2 separate regions of the Homo sapiens genome follow, and region 1 is linked to region 2. The links are chromatin loops, found by intact Hi-C in ENCODE. Cell type or tissue: dorsolateral prefrontal cortex. All regions are shown on one strand. Links, peaks and the distances in the headings refer to the core of each region. The heading gives the core; the rest is flanking DNA. Region 1 overlaps SMAD7 (SMAD family member 7). Region 2 overlaps CTIF (cap binding complex dependent translation initiation factor).

What was found. Hi-C counts contacts between places; a loop is a spot of excess contacts. Peaks named below come from ENCODE experiments on the same cell type or tissue, not always from the same donor. Only the 100,000 strongest peaks of a DNase experiment are listed, where the experiment ranks them.
Region 1: it touches region 2 in a loop (2.6-fold over the local background); 14 of 110 quality-filtered maps call a loop at or near these places.

The regions. Positions count from the first base shown.
Region 1 is chr18:48,916,254-48,925,269 of GRCh38, reverse strand. SMAD7 (SMAD family member 7) reads left to right here. Exons shown (of 4, transcript NM_005904.4): 4 at 3,360-5,417. The coding sequence ends at 3,898. Among named protein-coding and RNA genes, the nearest start is that of SMAD7, 30 kb to the left of the region's middle. RefSeq lists an enhancer at 1,300-2,231. In dorsolateral prefrontal cortex, for the core only: no CTCF peak of the experiment used is centred there; DNase peaks (open chromatin) are centred at 2,374 and 3,804; H3K4me3 peaks cover 1,904 bases; H3K27ac peaks cover 5,455 bases.
Region 2 is chr18:48,854,583-48,863,598 of GRCh38, reverse strand. It overlaps CTIF (cap binding complex dependent translation initiation factor), which reads right to left. Exons shown (of 12, transcript NM_014772.3): 11 at 5,958-6,011; 12 at 382-4,255. The coding sequence ends at 4,040. Among named protein-coding and RNA genes, the nearest start is that of CTIF-AS1, 17 kb to the right of the region's middle. RefSeq lists enhancers at 680-1,231, 5,392-5,893. In dorsolateral prefrontal cortex, for the core only: a CTCF peak has its summit at 4,099; DNase peaks (open chromatin) are centred at 722, 1,283, 3,588 and 4,018; H3K4me3 peaks cover 1,578 bases; H3K27ac peaks cover 6,457 bases.

The DNA of each region.
Region 1 (9,016 bases), core at 748-8,747, 62 kb before region 2:
TTTAAAACAAGCCCCTGTACAGTTTTCTGGGGAGGGGGAGAAGTTTGTGGAAAATACCGGAAAAGGTTATAAAGCTGAGGGAAATTAACAAAGGACTGTGAGTTTTGCCTTCAGAGGTTAACTATCAGCGAGAGGCCAAGGCTCTTCCTTAGTCCTTGTACTGACTGAACTTCCCAGCCCCTCGACACGTGGCCCGGGAAGTCCCTGGGAGCAAAGCGTCCACACAGACCTTTGTGGGGAGACTCGTGTGGGCTGTGGGCCCGATTCAGGGAACTGTGTTTCTGTGAAGATGAAGCTGAGCATTTCCCAGAAATGAGCCCAAATGGCGGGGAATTCAGGGCAAAGGGGAATCTCTGTAGTGGCAATGGGGGATGTCGTGCGGGGTCCCCAGAAGGTGTGATGTCCACACAAGGGTGTGTGTTCGAGGGGCCTTTGCTGTTGCCGAATGGTTTTGCTGGAAAGCTTGTTTTTTGTGTGTGCTTAGAGATAGTCCCGGCAGGAGGAGACTGGAGCTGTCCTAACGGGAGGACAGAGGCTGCTGGTGGGGGAGCTGGAGGGGACAGCGAGGGAGGAGCAGGCAGGAGTCTCCCTGCGGTGGGTTAGGGCACCAAATGGACTTCAGGGCCCTTGTTCACACACAGCAGCATTCACGACATCCATGCATTGCAGTTTTTCTGGGCTGGGCCATTAACCTCAGCAGAAAAATGCTTTTTCCAGGGGGTGTCTGGCAGCACATTGCTGGCGGGCTGCACAGATGAAACAGAAACCCACCTGACACTTCCCCGTCCTGCTACAGATCTCAGGCTCCAGTCCCCACCCAGCTTCCTCTGCCCCCAGAGGCCCCCACCCTTGGCAGACAAGGCTTCCACCCCTTGCCTAGGTGGCTGACAGGCCTGGCATGGGGGCACCTCGATCTCAGGTCCATACTCCACTCACTCCCTTGCTCCTCCTCCTCCTCCTCCTGTTGGCCGGTGCCAGGTTTCAGTGGGTCCTGGCTGCATGAAACAAAGCATTGTGAGGCTCTGCTGAGGGTCTCCCACCCACCCTCCCTCCCGCCTCCTTCCCAGCAGCTCCTCGAGTCTTCCTTTCCAGGCCAGGTTTGTTGTCCCGAATTGGGAAAATAAGCAAAAGCTTCTTGTGTTTCAGAACACCCTCCTCCACACCAAAAGGGTGGATGTGCTGTGCCTCCCGGAAGAGGGCTTTCTCCCCCGCTTCACACTTGATGCCAATGTGTCCTTCCTTCCCTGGGCGTTCAGGTCTTTGGTGTAGCCTTCAGAGCTGAGTTCCCTCAGCAAGAAAGTTCAAAGATTGCCAGCGCTCACAAGTTTATTAGCAGTTGATGGATACTTTGCAGAAACAAGTGAATGCCTGATGAGTCACCTTCTCCCTGTCCCTGTCTTGTTTTCCATATGTTCCAGTACGTATGTGCACACAGAAACACACATAACACACACTCGTACACACTGACATCATGGACACAGTCTTGCACACGCACATGCACAAGCACTGGACTTCCAAGCTACATGGGGGGTGGTGACCGGCCAGTTTTCTGGTGTTGATTTTTAGTGGGGGTTGGGGGTTGAGGGAAAGGAATGAGACCTCAGTGTCCCCTTTTTGTGGAGCTTTTGGGGCAGGCATTTGGGAAGGCCAGCTTGGGGTGTCTGTAGGGAACCGCTGCTCTGGGTGTGTGTGTCTGTGGCTGCCCCAGCAGGCCGCAGTGTGCACATTTGTATGGCCTTACTGACGGGCACCTCCATCCAACACTGGCTGCTACTTAAAACAACAACAACAACAACAACAACTGAGTGGAGCCAGTGGGTTCCCAGGTCCTAACACGCCTGTAAAAGTTGGAGCCAGTTAGTGTCCTGGGCTGCCCCAGTTACCCAGCCTGCTGGGGCAGCAGGATGCGGCCCCATCTTCCGCCATGGACCCCCTGCAGGGTGCAACCCATCATCATTGACTCTGAACCCAGTTACTCCAGAAACACAAAGGCCACACCAAAACACATCTCACACTCAACCCCTGCTTTGTGCCCCCCAGGTCCCCAAGAGGAGGAGCTGGGGCTGCAGGGAGCGAGGGCAAGGCCCTGACCGACGTGGGGCCCTTCCCCTCTGCTTTTCCCCCTCTGCTGTCCCCATTTTTGTTAACAAATACAAGACTTCCGGTCTCCACCCTGCTGCCACAAACCACAGCGTTCCTGCAGTCTGGCTGGGCTGGGGAGATTTATGGTCCCAAGTCTGAGGCCTGCCCGCTGGCTCCTACTTAAGGAGGAGTCAGAATGCCCGCCGCCGGGGCTCCCTTTCCCTCCGTGTGACCCCCCTTTTAAAGTCCTCCAAGTGCCTGTTGAGGAAAATTACCTTACCAGAATCACCCCGGCCCCCAGGCTGCCTGTGGGAAGACTGTGTAGGGAAGCGGGGCGGGGCCTGCAGGGGAGGGATGAGGGCGGAGCAGGGCGCCCTGCAGGCTCCAGATGCTTCTGTGGAAGGAGGGGAGAGAGGGGGCACCCCTGGGGATGGGGGTGCCGGCAGAGAAGGGGAGAAGGGGGACGCATCTATTTGAGACACATAATCTTCTGTCTGGGCTGGAGGAAGCTTTGTTAAGGTAGCCCGGGTTAATACCGGTCTGCATGTTGTGATTTGGCATTTTGACATGAATTCACCCTTTGTGTACAGGGCTGCTGCTGACACACTGAGACTGTTTTCCTATTAGGAATATAGATGTTTTTGTCCCAAGCCACCCTCATTTTTATTTTTACCAGATAGGTTCCTCATGACCACGGCACTGATTTGAGAGCTGGGTGACAGGCACCCAGAGACCATCGCATAGGTGGTCCCAGAGTCTAGACACCTGGGTTCTAGCTCTGGCTGTGTCATCCCCTGGTACTCCAGCAGCAGGCTTTCTGGGTCCTGGTTTTCTCATCAGGATGACAAGGGGCTGGAGGAGCTGGCCTTCAAGGTTCCATCCAGTTGAAAGATCTGTAACTCCAGGACGTTGCTGAGGCTTTTTGAGGCCCTAAAAGCAGACTACCCAAGCTATTAAGGGTCCCTTTGCATCTGTGCTCTGCAGAGAAGAGGCTTTGTTGGCCAGGTGGGCACAGATGCTGGTGTACTGGACTCCTGATGGGCAGGGGCCTGGAGAGAAGCAGCACCCAGCGCTTCCTATGCTTAAAGAAAGGCAGGGTCCTGGTCAAAGGGCTGTAAGAGCCTGGGCAAGTCCAGGACTAGCCTCACCGCCTCCTTCTTTCTGTCTCGTCCTGAGAGATGAGCTGGTGACTGGGTGCAGTGGGGGGGCGGGTGTCTTCATTCTAGGAGTCACCAATGCCTGTCCCCACTAACCCTCTCTGCCAATGTGTTTTCTAGATTCCCAACTTCTTCTGGAGCCTGGGGATCGGTCACACTGGTGCGTGGTGGCATACTGGGAGGAGAAGACGAGAGTGGGGAGGCTCTACTGTGTCCAGGAGCCCTCTCTGGATATCTTCTATGATCTACCTCAGGGGAATGGCTTTTGCCTCGGACAGCTCAATTCGGACAACAAGAGTCAGCTGGTGCAGAAGGTGCGGAGCAAAATCGGCTGCGGCATCCAGCTGACGCGGGAGGTGGATGGTGTGTGGGTGTACAACCGCAGCAGTTACCCCATCTTCATCAAGTCCGCCACACTGGACAACCCGGACTCCAGGACGCTGTTGGTACACAAGGTGTTCCCCGGTTTCTCCATCAAGGCTTTCGACTACGAGAAGGCGTACAGCCTGCAGCGGCCCAATGACCACGAGTTTATGCAGCAGCCGTGGACGGGCTTTACCGTGCAGATCAGCTTTGTGAAGGGCTGGGGCCAGTGCTACACCCGCCAGTTCATCAGCAGCTGCCCGTGCTGGCTAGAGGTCATCTTCAACAGCCGGTAGCCGCGTGCGGAGGGGACAGAGCGTGAGCTGAGCAGGCCACACTTCAAACTACTTTGCTGCTAATATTTTCCTCCTGAGTGCTTGCTTTTCATGCAAACTCTTTGGTCGTTTTTTTTTTGTTTGTTGGTTGGTTTTCTTCTTCTCGTCCTCGTTTGTGTTCTGTTTTGTTTCGCTCTTTGAGAAATAGCTTATGAAAAGAATTGTTGGGGGTTTTTTTGGAAGAAGGGGCAGGTATGATCGGCAGGACACCCTGATAGGAAGAGGGGAAGCAGAAATCCAAGCACCACCAAACACAGTGTATGAAGGGGGGCGGTCATCATTTCACTTGTCAGGAGTGTGTGTGAGTGTGAGTGTGCGGCTGTGTGTGCACGCGTGTGCAGGAGCGGCAGATGGGGAGACAACGTGCTCTTTGTTTTGTGTCTCTTATGGATGTCCCCAGCAGAGAGGTTTGCAGTCCCAAGCGGTGTCTCTCCTGCCCCTTGGACACGCTCAGTGGGGCAGAGGCAGTACCTGGGCAAGCTGGCGGCTGGGGTCCCAGCAGCTGCCAGGAGCACGGCTCTGTCCCCAGCCTGGGAAAGCCCCTGCCCCTCCTCTCCCTCATCAAGGACACGGGCCTGTCCACAGGCTTCTGAGCAGCGAGCCTGCTAGTGGCCGAACCAGAACCAATTATTTTCATCCTTGTCTTATTCCCTTCCTGCCAGCCCCTGCCATTGTAGCGTCTTTCTTTTTTGGCCATCTGCTCCTGGATCTCCCTGAGATGGGCTTCCCAAGGGCTGCCGGGGCAGCCCCCTCACAGTATTGCTCACCCAGTGCCCTCTCCCCTCAGCCTCTCCCCTGCCTGCCCTGGTGACATCAGGTTTTTCCCGGACTTAGAAAACCAGCTCAGCACTGCCTGCTCCCATCCTGTGTGTTAAGCTCTGCTATTAGGCCAGCAAGCGGGGATGTCCCTGGGAGGGACATGCTTAGCAGTCCCCTTCCCTCCAAGAAGGATTTGGTCCGTCATAACCCAAGGTACCATCCTAGGCTGACACCTAACTCTTCTTTCATTTCTTCTACAACTCATACACTCGTATGATACTTCGACACTGTTCTTAGCTCAATGAGCATGTTTAGACTTTAACATAAGCTATTTTTCTAACTACAAAGGTTTAAATGAACAAGAGAAGCATTCTCATTGGAAATTTAGCATTGTAGTGCTTTGAGAGAGAAAGGACTCCTGAAAAAAAACCTGAGATTTATTAAAGAAAAAAATGTATTTTATGTTATATATAAATATATTATTACTTGTAAATATAAAGACGTTTTATAAGCATCATTATTTATGTATTGTGCAATGTGTATAAACAAGAAAAATAAAGAAAAGATGCACTTTGCTTTAATATAAATGCAAATAACAAATGCCAAATTAAAAAAGATAAACACAAGATTGGTGTTTTTTTCTATGGGTGTTATCACCTAGCTGAATGTTTTTCTAAAGGAGTTTATGTTCCATTAAACGATTTTTAAAATGTACACTTGATTTCATGTTGTCCTCCAACTCCTTTTTCTTCTGCTGCTTGGAGGGAGTGGGGAGGAGTGAGTATTCATCCAAATTCAGTTGAGTTGGCGTCTTCCCAGCCCAGTGCTTGGAGGATGGGAGACGTGGGCCACAAAAGAGACATCTAGAACAGCCCTGGTCTTCAAGAGTGCTGGAAAGACCTGCAGCCACCCAGACATCCCTCCTTCTTGTGTCTTGAATTTGTAATGGGAGACAACCTACAGGAGCTCTGTGGGTGATAATTCAAAGCTTGTAGAATTGAGGACAGGGAATTACATCTAGGGTAATGGGAAGGAGACAGGATTAGAGGATGGATGGATGGAGAAGTTTAGCCCCAAGAACCTGGGTCCATCTGGTTCTTGCCAACTCCTCACTTGGTATTAAATCCTAAGCCTACTGTACCCCTGCTAGACTGGATTCCAGGAGAAGTTTCCTGGGGGCTGAGACCCTGGAAGGGTGATGAAGGTGGGGGTTGAATGTCAGTGGTGTTCAGAGGGACTAGGCCACCTCCTGGCGCCCTCCCAAATACTGTCCTGGGCCACAGAAGTCACAGAGTACAAGTTCCACTCTGCAATATCGTCCCTTGTCTGCTGGGACTTAAGTGACAGTTCACTAGTCCCCTTCCCCAGCCTAGCTCTGGTGGCACTTGCAGTCAAAATGCCTCTTCAGTGCTGTCTTTGCATCAGCCTGCCTTGGTTCGCTGCTGAACCGTGATCTGAGCCATGTTTTAGATTTGGGAAATCTTGCACAAGAGATGGTCTAAATTGGGTACCAAACAAACGGCTGTGCAGGTGTCTATGTAAGGGGTTTTGAACCTTATATCCAGGAAGGGGGTCCTTTTGAAGTGGGGGTTAAGATTTGAATATCATAAGCCTGTACAATTTCATGAAAGCTTTTTGGAAGGCCAATGTAGGACAGCCAACTTTCTATTTTGCCAAAAAATGACCAAAAGCGCTACAGCCTACTGGCGCCACCACTTCATTAAAGGGAATGACAGTACAATTGGTTAGCAAGAAATATTAATACATGTTGATTGCTGATTTATGCTCCAGGGCATTAATGCCAAGTGGTCATCCTGGCCAACTTGTTTACATGTGATAGGGAGCTTACTACCTCTAAAAGTAGCTTTTGCTTTTTTTTGTTTTTTTTGAGATGGAATCTCGCTTTGTCGCCCAGGCTAGAGTGCAGTGATCTCGGCTCACTGCAGCCTCTGCCTCCCGGGTTCAGGCAATTTTGCTGCCTCAGCCTCCTGAGTAACTGGGATTACAGGAACACACTACCACACCCGGCTAATTTTTTGTATTTTTAACAGAGATGGGGTTTCATCACGTTGGCCAGGCTGGTCTTGAACTCCTGACCTTAGGTGATCCACCCGCCTCGGCCTTTCCCAAAGTGTTGGGATTACAGGTGTGAGCCACCACGCCTGGTCGCTTTTTGCTTTTTATCATTGAACTGAAACTTGCTTACATCGTAGTTCTGTAACCCAGAATAAGTGCAAAATCTCATCTCTAGAAAACACCCAAGGAGGGTTCTAATTAACTCTAGGGTGGTAGCGGCGGAGGAGGGGCAGGGAGGGAAGGTGTTTCACTGGGGGCTGTCAAAGTTATTTTAGTTTGCTCTAAATTGCGTCGGCATGCCCGGAAGCTCTTTAATAATTGTAGCTACCATTTACTGAATGCTTCACTAGGTGCCAGGCATAATGTTCAGGCGTTTGAGGGAATTCTCATTTCATCTTCATTAGGACACGCTGCAAAAATGGAGGCTTTGAGAGGTGAAATGACTGGCTCAAGGTCACACAGTGAGATAGTAAGTGGTTAGGGAGATCAGGATCTGACTCCGGGCTGAGTGGTTCTTCCTGCTTGGTCCACGCCCTGTTGAGATGTTTATTTGGTAGGATCCTGTGTGGCTCCAGTCCCACAACTCCCTGAAATGGAGAGAAGGTGGGAGGGTGGTCCGCCACGTTTCCTCCTGACCACTTGCGCAAGGCCTCTGGATTTGGGAGGCAGAAGCTGTGGCTTCTGGAGGAAGGAGAGGCTGGAACAGGGGTGGAGGTGTGTGGGTTCTGGCAGCATGGCTGATTCCGGGTGGTGGGGAAAGAGGAGTGCTTAGGAGGAGTCTGGCATTTGCTGGTTTCTGACACTTCCCTCTTTTTGCCGGCAAGCCCGTCACCCACAGTCATCTCCTGAGCACCTTCAATGTGCCGCAGCGGGCACGGAGGTAACGTGGACCTGGACGGTGCCTGTGAGTGATGCTGGGGGACAAGACGCCACACCTGAGATGATCAGCAACAGAGCAGGCAGAAGAAAAGGCGAGGACCCAGGAGGAGGCCTGGTCTTGGGGCCACAGGTGCTTGCAGAGGAGGTGGGACTTTCAGCTCAGATGGCATTGAGATTAGCAGAGTAGGGGGAGAAGGTACCCCATTGGAAGGAAGTTTTCCTGCCTCTTGGTACTCCTTCCTTTCAGTTTGCCCCTTAAATTTCAGGGTATCTTATATAATTCGATCTCAGGCTCTGCTCAGGCTACACCCTCTCCCTGGATGACAGCATCACTCTGGTGGTTCTGTCTCCCTCAGACCTGTAGATGCCTCAGCTGTCCCAACCAGAAACCTGGATTCCCCATCCTTGCCCCTGTCCCCCATAATGAAAAAAAACAAATTCCCTCCATCCTGTTTCACCCGATCAATAATTATAAAATGCAAATATCTCTCTCAGAGTTCTGTTTTCTCTACCCCCACTAGCATGACTTATTTCAGGGCCTGTAAGTTTTCCCTGGGTCTCCCTTACCTCTGGTGAAAGTAGCCCTTCAGCATCCACCTCTGCCAACCTCTCCCCTGAGTCCCCAGCCCTCCACGCACAGAAACCTTTTGTTCCAGGCATGCAGGGGGATGCACTGTGCTGCAGGCCCGCCGTGCTCATGCGCTTCTGCAGCAAGTGCTTTGCAGCCACTTCAATTAGCTATCTCCTCCTTATCCTTTGGGATGTGATGCAGGCAACACTTCCTCCAAGAAGCCTCCTCCCTTTAAAAAATTTCTGTCTGGGCGGGCGCGGTGGCTCACGTCTGTAATCCCAGCACTTTGGGTGGCTGAGGCGGGCGGATCACCTGAGGTCAGGAGTTCGAGACCATCCTGGCCAACACGGTGAAACCCCCGTGTCTACTAAAAATACAAAATTAGCCTGGCATGGTGGTCGGCGTCTGTAATCCCAGCTACTTGGGAGGCTGAGGCAGGAGAATCACTTGAACCCGGGAGGCGGAGGTTGTGGTGAGCCAAGATTACGCAATTGCACTCCAGCCTGGGCGACAAGAGTGAAACTTTGTCTCAAAAAAAAAAAAAAATTTGTCCTGAAGAATGTTCAATAGTGTAAGATTCTCTCTTCTGCTGAACTATAAGCTCTTGGCACCCTGGGGTCTCAACTGGAGTCTCAGTTAGGATTCACTGCCCTGACAATTCCTGGTGTGGTACTCAGACAGGACTTGTCTCATGAACGAGGCATATTTGTGGGCTTAGCTTGGGCTGGGAATAATTGTCATCATCTTCATCATCAAGAGGCAACACTGAGTATGTCCTGACTCTGTGCTAGGCA
Region 2 (9,016 bases), core at 668-8,667:
TTTTGAAAGCCACTGGGCCCAAATCTCAGCCCTCTTGAAATGACTCATTGCCAAATGCCACAGTGACATTTCCAGGGAAGGGGTAGGTTTGGGGGGGGTTGGTTAAACCAAACCTTTAGTGCAAAAGCCATTTTGTCCAGGACTGGCTTGATCCTGGACAGGTCCAGGTCACTTTGGATAGGTCATAGTTAGTTCCCAGTTTTGGGGGATGTAAGTAAGTCTCCTTCACCCATGGTCTCCTGGACCAACTTCTTGCAAGAATCTTCCCCTCAGCTCATCTCCTGGGCCAGCTCCTGGAGGCCCTGCTAGTATAGCTGAGGCACATGAGCTTGGGGAAAAGGTTTCTTTTGCTGAACACACAAAGAGCACAGACTCTGGGCATTTTGTTTTTGGTGGTGGTGTTTATTTTTTTAAACCCACTTGTAGTTTGGGTTCAGCTGGAAAGCAGGACATACCGACGGAGGGAGGGTGGTCGCACTAGCGGGGTTCCGCGGCAGCTTTGGCGGGAAGCCCCAGGCCCTTGCTCTGGGGAGGTAGGTCCTGTCGTCCACTCCCAGCCGGCTCAGGGAGGCGGCCAGCCCTTCCGTGTGAGTGTTCCGCGCAGAGGAAAGTTGTCTTTCTTTCTTCTGATCTGTGTCCTCAAAGGCCCAGCCAATGGTTTCCCAACACAGTGCCCTGCAGCTGAGGGACACGACTCCCCAGGCAGGCCTGAGAGTCTGTCTGTCTGACAAGGAACACGGGCCGGTGTCTGATGCCAGAAAACAGACTGGGACTTGGCTTCTTGGAGGCCCGCGTCTGGGGCACCCCATGGGGCTGCTCTGGTGGCGGCCTGGCTGTCTGGGCCCCCGCCCCTACAGCTGCCCCGGCCTGATCTGTGGTACCCTTCCCACACCCCCCACCCTCATCCCTCGGAGAAAATAATAGAATAAAATAAAAATCAATCAGAATAAATACCGACTCGGCCAACATTTACATTTACATGGATGGACAGGACGATCCCCAAACAGTGAAGGTTTACAGACTGGTCAAGGAAGGACGAACAGAGAGAATGGGGTCTGAGGGTGCACATCCCGTGGAGGGTGGCGGGGCTCCTGGCCTCGTCTGGGTGAGGTTGGGGGCCTCGCTGGGGCTGCGGTCCCAGAGCTTCGGCAAAGCCACCAGGCCTTGGGGAGCAGGGCTGTGGCAAGCAGGCCGCCTCGGAGAAAAACAATGACTAACTCATCCTGACAGGCAGTGGGGAGACTGAGACAGGATCAACATCAGATGGCTGGACCGCCTCTTCCATGCGCCAAGAACCGCGGGCGAGGGGAAAGCAATGCAAGCCTTAGAAATGCAATATCCAGCTCTGCCTCTCATCACATACATTCAGAGGTCAACTCGGACGCGGCCTTCCTCATGCCACAGAGAGGGGATGGACTTGGGGAGGGGGCCAGGGTCTGTGGGGCATCCACTTCTGTCCTGCAGTTCCTGTCTGAGCAGTCTCCCTCGGGAAGCTGCCTCGGGGTCTCAAATTTTAGGCTTGACTGTTGTTTCTTTAAAAAAAAAATAGTCTTAACGTTTTCCTTCCATATCTGAAAAAGGAGCAGCAACCTGCATTTAGAAAAACAGCTTAAAGTGTTGTTGTTCAGATTGGCTAGGAAGCGCTTTCAAGCAGTGGAATAAACTAGGCAAACAGTATGTCTGGAGCCACCGTGACACGACATGTAATTAAAAATATATTTATATATGTATACATATTTATATTTCACTTCTTCTTCACACTCTGGTCCTAACAGCCAATGGGGAGCTGCCCCTGTGGCCAGGCCATCAAGGAGCCCGTTCGGAGGAAGGAGAATCAGGCCCCAAGGTGCCCACAACACAGCCCCCTCCACACAGTGTTTCGGAGCGTCCTGCGTGAAGCTTGCTCTGAGCTCACCGTTGGGTCTGGGAGACCCCACTCCCCTGCCTCCTCCCTGACCTGAGCTCCCACTCCCAGGTCTCTCCTCTCTTCGGGGGCCTTGCCTCCTCCTAGCGGACAAACCCCACATGCTTCAGGGGGGCAGGGGCCACTGAAGCACAGGTGGAGGCTGCCTGGCCACGATGGCAAGCTCGCCCTGGGGCCTGCCCTGAGCAGCCCCGCATCAGCCCGGCTCCTCCCTCGAGGCCTCCTACCCGCGGGGCATCTGTGTTCCCAGGCTGGGCTGGGGAGGAAGGGCAGTGAGGAGGAGCTTGAGAAAGTCTGGGAAGAAACCGTGGAGGGAGGAAGAAGGCAGGGTTCAGGGCCAGGGACCAGAGGTGGCGTGCGCTTCTTGGGAGAGACCACTGACCTGTTTCAGGTAAACTTGTGCCCCCTACACCTTGTCGCCAACAGGCTCTTTTTAGAGACAGGCAAAGGCTCCACACCTGGGACCAGAGGGCAGGTTGCAGCTGCAGGGAAAGCTGGAGAGAACTGGGGAAGCCTCTCCCCACTCGCCACTCTCAGACTCAGAATCAATCAATCACGAGAACCTTCCCCGCCCATCACCTCCCGGCCAGTCCAGTGTGGACCAAGAGGGGCCTCCAAAGTGACCCAGGGCCTGCCCGGCCTCAATAAAAGAGCAAATAAGGAAGCGGCTAGGCTCTGACATCATTTCCGGGGGGGCTCATCAAAGTGTGTGCTCCAGCCCCCAGAGATGGAGCTATGTGGACACCTGTTCCACCCCACACCTTCCTCTCCAGCCAACAACAGGGCCTGCTCCCCAGGACCAGGGCCTGCCAAGAAACCCCGTCTTGTTTCCCGGCTGGGAAGCTTCATCTGGCGACCCCGCTGGTCACCTGACTGTCCCTTCCATGACCCAGTGAATTCACCCCTTTCCCAAGAGCTCACGGAGGGCTGGGCTTCTACGTCCGAGCTGGGGCAGTGACACAGCGCATTAGCTAAAATCGAGTCCTGGGGAGCCCCCACTCCCATCCTTTTCCCCAGTAAGACCTGCGTGTGGAGCGCAAGACACCATCTAGAATTTTGGTTTTAATTTGCCAGTCTCGTTCTGTGCCCTGTTTGCCACAAGGCCCCTGGGGCCAGGACCAGGTTTAACTTGGTCCCAGTGGTGACAGTATCAGCCCTTTGAGAAAACAGAGGCGCTGGAAGCCAGTGGCGAGGAACACAGGATTCCAGCGGGGACCCCCCGCCGGGGCAGAAGTTTCCAATTACCCTAATTGGCTACTGGCAAGCTGTCTGTGGCTCGAATCCTTCTTCTAGAGGGGAGCTGGGTTTGATCTCCCACTAATCCGGGGGTCCTCAACAGTGCTGACTGTGTGATCACATCACGGGCATTTTCATTGGCCAAAGAGACTTCAAAGCAACCGACTTTTGAAAAATAAAACACAATAAACAAAAGAGTGCAAGTGGAACTGCAAACTCCATCTCCCCCGCTGCGCCTGACCCCCTAGGCCTGAGGCTGTGGGGGCTGCAGTGAGGAGGACTTGGAGGTGGGAGGTGGAGCGTCAGCTCTGCCATGGCTGACAAAGGCCGTCAATTACGGGCGGCTGGTGGGGACCGTGCCTGCCTTTGTCCTCCCGGACATCTGCTACACGTCGCCTGCTGCCAGTTGGCGACTGCGGCTGACAGCATGCGGGAACAATGCGAGCCCGTCTCCGACCCACTTTTTCAGCCTTCCGAGGTCCTTTCTGACCCAAGCGGTGCCCCGGCGTGCGAGGCTGCCAAGGTCTCCGAGGAGTCACAGCGATGAGATCCCTCACACAAAGCTCCGTGGGGGATGGGTCTGATGGGGAGGGGAGAGGCGGGAGTGAGGAAGGGGAGGGCCAGGGCCACCAGGAAAAAGAAACATGCTTCCCTTATTGGTGTGAGCTTGCATGCTCGGGCTGGGGGGCTTGTGCGGGGGCACTCCTCTCAGGGATTTGCTCCCTTCCCCGTCTGGCTCCAGACTGGCCACCGACTCTGCCTGCCCTCCTCCCCATTTCTTTCTCCCGCCAGGGCCACCCCTGTCCTCCCGCCTGTCCATCTGGCCCTGTGCACCAGGGCCCCAGCTGCCCGTGGGCCGCCTGCCAGGCCCCCTGGCTGTCAGGCTGTCAGTTTCTGGATGGTTCTGTTGTAGTACTGCGTGATGGGGGGCGTCAGAGGGTTCCAGCTGTTAGCGTGGAGCTCGATGACCTCTAGGAGCAGCGACCGGGTCAGCATGGACTCCGAGGGGCACAGCATCTTGTCCCGTGCGCTGGCCAGGAGCTCTGTCATCATCTCAGGCAGCTGTTCCTCCAGCAGCCGGCCTGTACTCTGCAGCTGCAGACAGAGATGTGGGGTTAGGATGGCCTCGGGTCCCACAGTGGCCCACTGGCCACCCTGATTAGGTGGGCAGGGATAGGAAATAGCTGGGTTGTCTTAAGGACACACAGGCCCAGACCCCTGTGCCACAGCTGGAATGAGGACAGGGAGAGTGGAAGGTGGAGTAGCCAAGAGTGAGAGCTCACATTTACCAACCAATCTGCCAGCAGGATCCAGAGGGATCCGAATATTGCCTACTGCCCAGGGCTGAAAGAGCTGTCACCAGGAACATGCCTCTTGTCCCTTTTACCCAAGAGCCTCCCTCTTCCAGGAAGCCTTCCCTGACTACATCCGCACCCTCAAATGGCTCCATGATCTGTGCCCCTTGGTGATCAGGGGGCCCTGTGGTCATTTTCACTTGCTGGGGCGTCTCTCTGGCAATGAGCTTAGTCATTATTACATGTGTCCATTGGAACTTGAGAGCAGGGGTGATGCCTCCTGTTTCTCTCGCTCTCCTTTTCTCCTGATCCTGATCCCATCTCCCAGCCCCCAGAAGTGACCTCTGCTCATGCTTGTGACAGGAAGTGGGGGAGAGAAATACAAACTGGGGAAGAAGGCCAGCCAGAGGCCGTCAGGAGAGCCCTAGATAATCTTGAAAAGCCCACTGGGAAGGAGCCCCTATTCCTGGACCAGCACACCCCTGGCCAGTGCCCCCCAGGCCCTCTCTATAGAATCTCAGTCCCCGTCTCGGTCCCCAGCCTTGTCCCATTCATTTTTCTAGTCTCTGCCTTCTTCACAAAGCCTCCCTTGAACCCCTGAGCCCTTCCTGACCTCTCTCCCCTGACTCTTCAGGGATGTCTCTGTACTTACACTTATTCTATCTACTCTCTGAGAGCTATTCCTAACCAGACTGGAAGCTGCCTGAGGGCAAGGACCAGGCTTTCTCCTTCTCCCTAATTCCCCCCTAATCCCAAGCCCCCTGTAGGGTGCCCAGCTGGAGGCCAACAAACAAACTGAGTCCCACAGACCCAAGACTGCCATCTGGCTCCCAGTGCTTCTGGCCTCTGAGCTCCTCAGTGAGGCCTTTGCAGCCAGGCGGAAGCCACCTGAGTATGCTTATGACAGCTGCCAGGCCCAGGTCCTCGTCTGGAAGCCCCTCTCCTGCCTGCATCCCACTCTGAGTGACTCTGGACCATCTGCAGAGGGCAGAGATCTGCCCAGGGACTGGGCCAAAGCCAGGCGCTAAAGGGAGAGCCCAGAGGAAGAGTCTCCATTAGCAGGGGCCACAGCTTAGGGACAGGAGTGGCACCTCCCAAGAGGTGTGCTTTCGGGTGGGCTGTGCCAGCACTGCATTGCCAAGCATTAGCAAAGCAAAGGGAAATATTTGAGGGCAGAGGTAATCAGGAACTTCTTAAGTCATTTGTGTGGCATGCCTGAGCTGGGGCGCAGGGGGTCTTTGGGGGACAGGGAAGTAGGCAATGCCACTGGGAATCACTTCTCTCTCCCTTCAGTCAGGGGTGAGCTGCTCTCACCATCAGTGTTCACTCTGGCTTGGGGTGGATAATTCTGGATGCAGAAGTCCATGCCCACTCCTGAAGCCATCCACCTACCTTCCCCTGGACTTGTAAATGCCTCCAACAACCCTCGTGCCCCTAGAACTGTTAAGGCATGAGAGATGCACCGGCTTTGAGGTTGGGGATGTCGAAGCCCCAAAGCTTACCTCCATAGAGCAGCAAAGGACAGCATCTTCCTTCACATCCTGAGATTGCAAGAGCTGTGGAAGAGAGGGGCAGAGAGCACCACTGAAGGAGACATGCCGGCTACTGGGCCCTGTAGCTCCCTGCAGCCCCCGCCGACCTGCAGCCCCAGCCCTGATGCGGCCTGTAACAAACATCTCCAAGGTTCAGGCTAGAGTGAGAGCCCACAAAAGTCAGAGAGCAGAAAGTCAGTTGCGCCGGGTGGCCGTGATTTCTCCGACAGGGTTAGAGCAGCTGGAGGTCAGTGTGATGGTGCGATGTGGAGCCCCTGGGCCAGGTCTGAACACCGTGATTCAAGAGGCCACTGAAGAGAAAGCCTGCAGCAGTGAGTGCGCTGGGATCATCCAGTGTTAACAACTGGTCAGCAGAAGTCCTCAGGGAAATGAAATTAGCTTAGAGACGTATAATTGGTAACTCCTCTATGGGTGAGGAGGTTCAGCCATTGACTCAGGCACCCCTGGGCCCTGGCCACAGGAGGAAGTCCAGGAGTCAAAGCCCTCTTCTCCACTGGCCCAGTGCTGTAGACTTTCAAACCCACAAACCTGTGGACTTACTCAGGGGCTGGAACTGTTTCCTAACTAGGGCCATGGCTGGGCTGCTCAGCGCTCAGTCCTGCCGTGCTACAGTCCATGCTTCCCCCGACTTGCCTGGCTCATTCTCTCAATCTCTCTGTCTCTTTTAAATTGAGATACCATTCACATAACACAAAATCCACCATTTTAAAGTATATAATGCAGTGCTTTTTAGGATATCCCCAGAATTGTGCAACCATCACCACTATTTAAGTTCTGAACATTTTCATCACTCCCCATACAAACCCATACCCACTAGCAGCCATTCCCTGTTCCTCCTCACTCCAGCCTCTGGCAACTCCCCCCGATTCTATGTCTCTATGGAGTTGCCCGTGCTGGACATTTTATAGAAATAGAATCACACAATATGTGGCCTTTTGTGATTGACTTCTTTCACTTAATGTTTTCAGGGTTCATTCATGTTGTAGCATATACCAGTATCTCATTCCTTTCTGTGGCTGACTAATATTCCATTGTAAGGATATGTCACATTTTGTTTATCCATTCATCTGTTAATGGACTTTTGCGTTGTTTCCACCTTTTAGCTATTAGGAATAGTGCTGCTATGAACCTTCGTGTACCAGGCTTTTCCTGGATGCATGTTTTCAATTCTCCTGGATATTACATAGGATTAGAATTTCTGGGTCATGTGGTAACTCTATGTTCAGCTTTTTGAGTAGCTGCAAGACTGTTTTCCCACAATGGCTCCATCATTTTACACTCTCACTAGCAATGCATGAGGGTTCTGGTTTCTCTACAGCCTCACCAATGCTTGCTATGTCCCAGTTTTCTGATTCACTCTCTCTTGAAGCCCCAGCAGCACTGGTGTGCTGACACCGAGTGCCTGAAACCCTCTCTGGGCGTGGCTTCCGAGAAGCTCACCAAGCCCCACGGACCACTCCTACCACAGCCCTCTTTGCTGGCTAATGCTTTTTCTCTCAGTTCCTAAAACAGGCATTCCTCCAATATTTTCCTCCCCAAATAGTTATTGTCAAGCTTCTGCTCTTCTCAATGCCGTCCCCTCCTGCCATGTCGATCATCACGACTCTCAGGGACCCCACATCTAGCTCGTCTGCACGAACCTTCCCACACTCATTGGGCTTCACTTTCTGGATGACACTATGGCTTTATCATCTTTGCCTCAAAGCAGCTCCATGTCACCTCCAGCTCAAAACCTCAGTCATTTTGCTCTCCCCTTACCATCCATAACCAAGAAGGTACCAGGTTCTGGTAGTTTTCCTGGTAAAACGTCCTGGAGACATTTTAGTCCCACTTTTCCAGGTCCCTGGCCTTACTCAAAGGTGAGGTTTTGTTGCTTCCCTCATGGAGGACTGTCCCGCGTCCTGATGCGTCATCCTGGTCCCCACTTCCTTCCCCTGCAATTTATCTTGTACACAACTGGCCAGAGTGATCTTCCTAGCATGCCACAGCCCACGCTACTGTCCCGCTTAGGAGATGTTGGACGCAGAGACGGTTCTGTTGCTGGCAAACTCGAGAGCATCACCTAGTCACAGGGATCCAGGTCAGGCCACAGTTAACTCCTAACCCACAACTCAAGGGAGCCCAGTAACCAACATCTAACTCAATTCATGCAAAGGTGATTCACTGCTTTTATGGAGAAGCATTTTGGCACATTTCATGTACAGAAATCCTTGAACTATGTCTAGTAGGTACTCAAATATTGAGTGGAATGTGGAATGAATGAAAATATACTACATGCTGTATAAACCATAACAACAACCTTCCTACAACTTCCATAACCTCAAAGTCAGTAGAGATCAATCAGACTACAGACTGGGTCTCTCTGATCTCAACACAGTCCTGTTCCAGATGCCAGGTCTCCTTGATCACACTGTAGAGAGATGCCGAGGTGGCACTTCGAAAGCAGCACAGATCTACCAAAACAAAAGAGACAAAGTCACAAGTACCTGCCGAGCGCCTGCGCCAGGCCAGCACAGTTCACTGCAGAGAACAAGACAGACCAGGCCCTGCTCCAGGGCGGTGGAAATGCAGCTCCGGGGCGGTGGAAATGCAGAAAACAAACCAATAAACATCTCTATCAGATGGCGGTAAGCACTGTGATGCAAAGCAGCACTTGTGAGGTGATGAATATGTCAATGAGTGTGGTTGAATCACTCCACATTGTATACATCTTGATCACAGCTCACTGTAACCTCAAACTCTTAGGCTCGAGCAATCCTCTGTCCTCAGCCTCCTGCGTAGATGGGACCACAGGTGCAGGCCATCATGCCCTGCTAATTTTTTTTTATTTTTTGTAGAGACAGGGTCTCTCTATGTTGCCCAGGCTGATCTTGAACTCCTGGCCTCAAGTGATCCTCCTGCCTTGGCCTCCCAAAGCACTGAGATTATAGGTGTGAGCCACCATGCTTGGCCTGGTTTATGTCTTAAGGGGACCATTCTGCCTGCTGTAGGAGGGAAGGGTGGACATT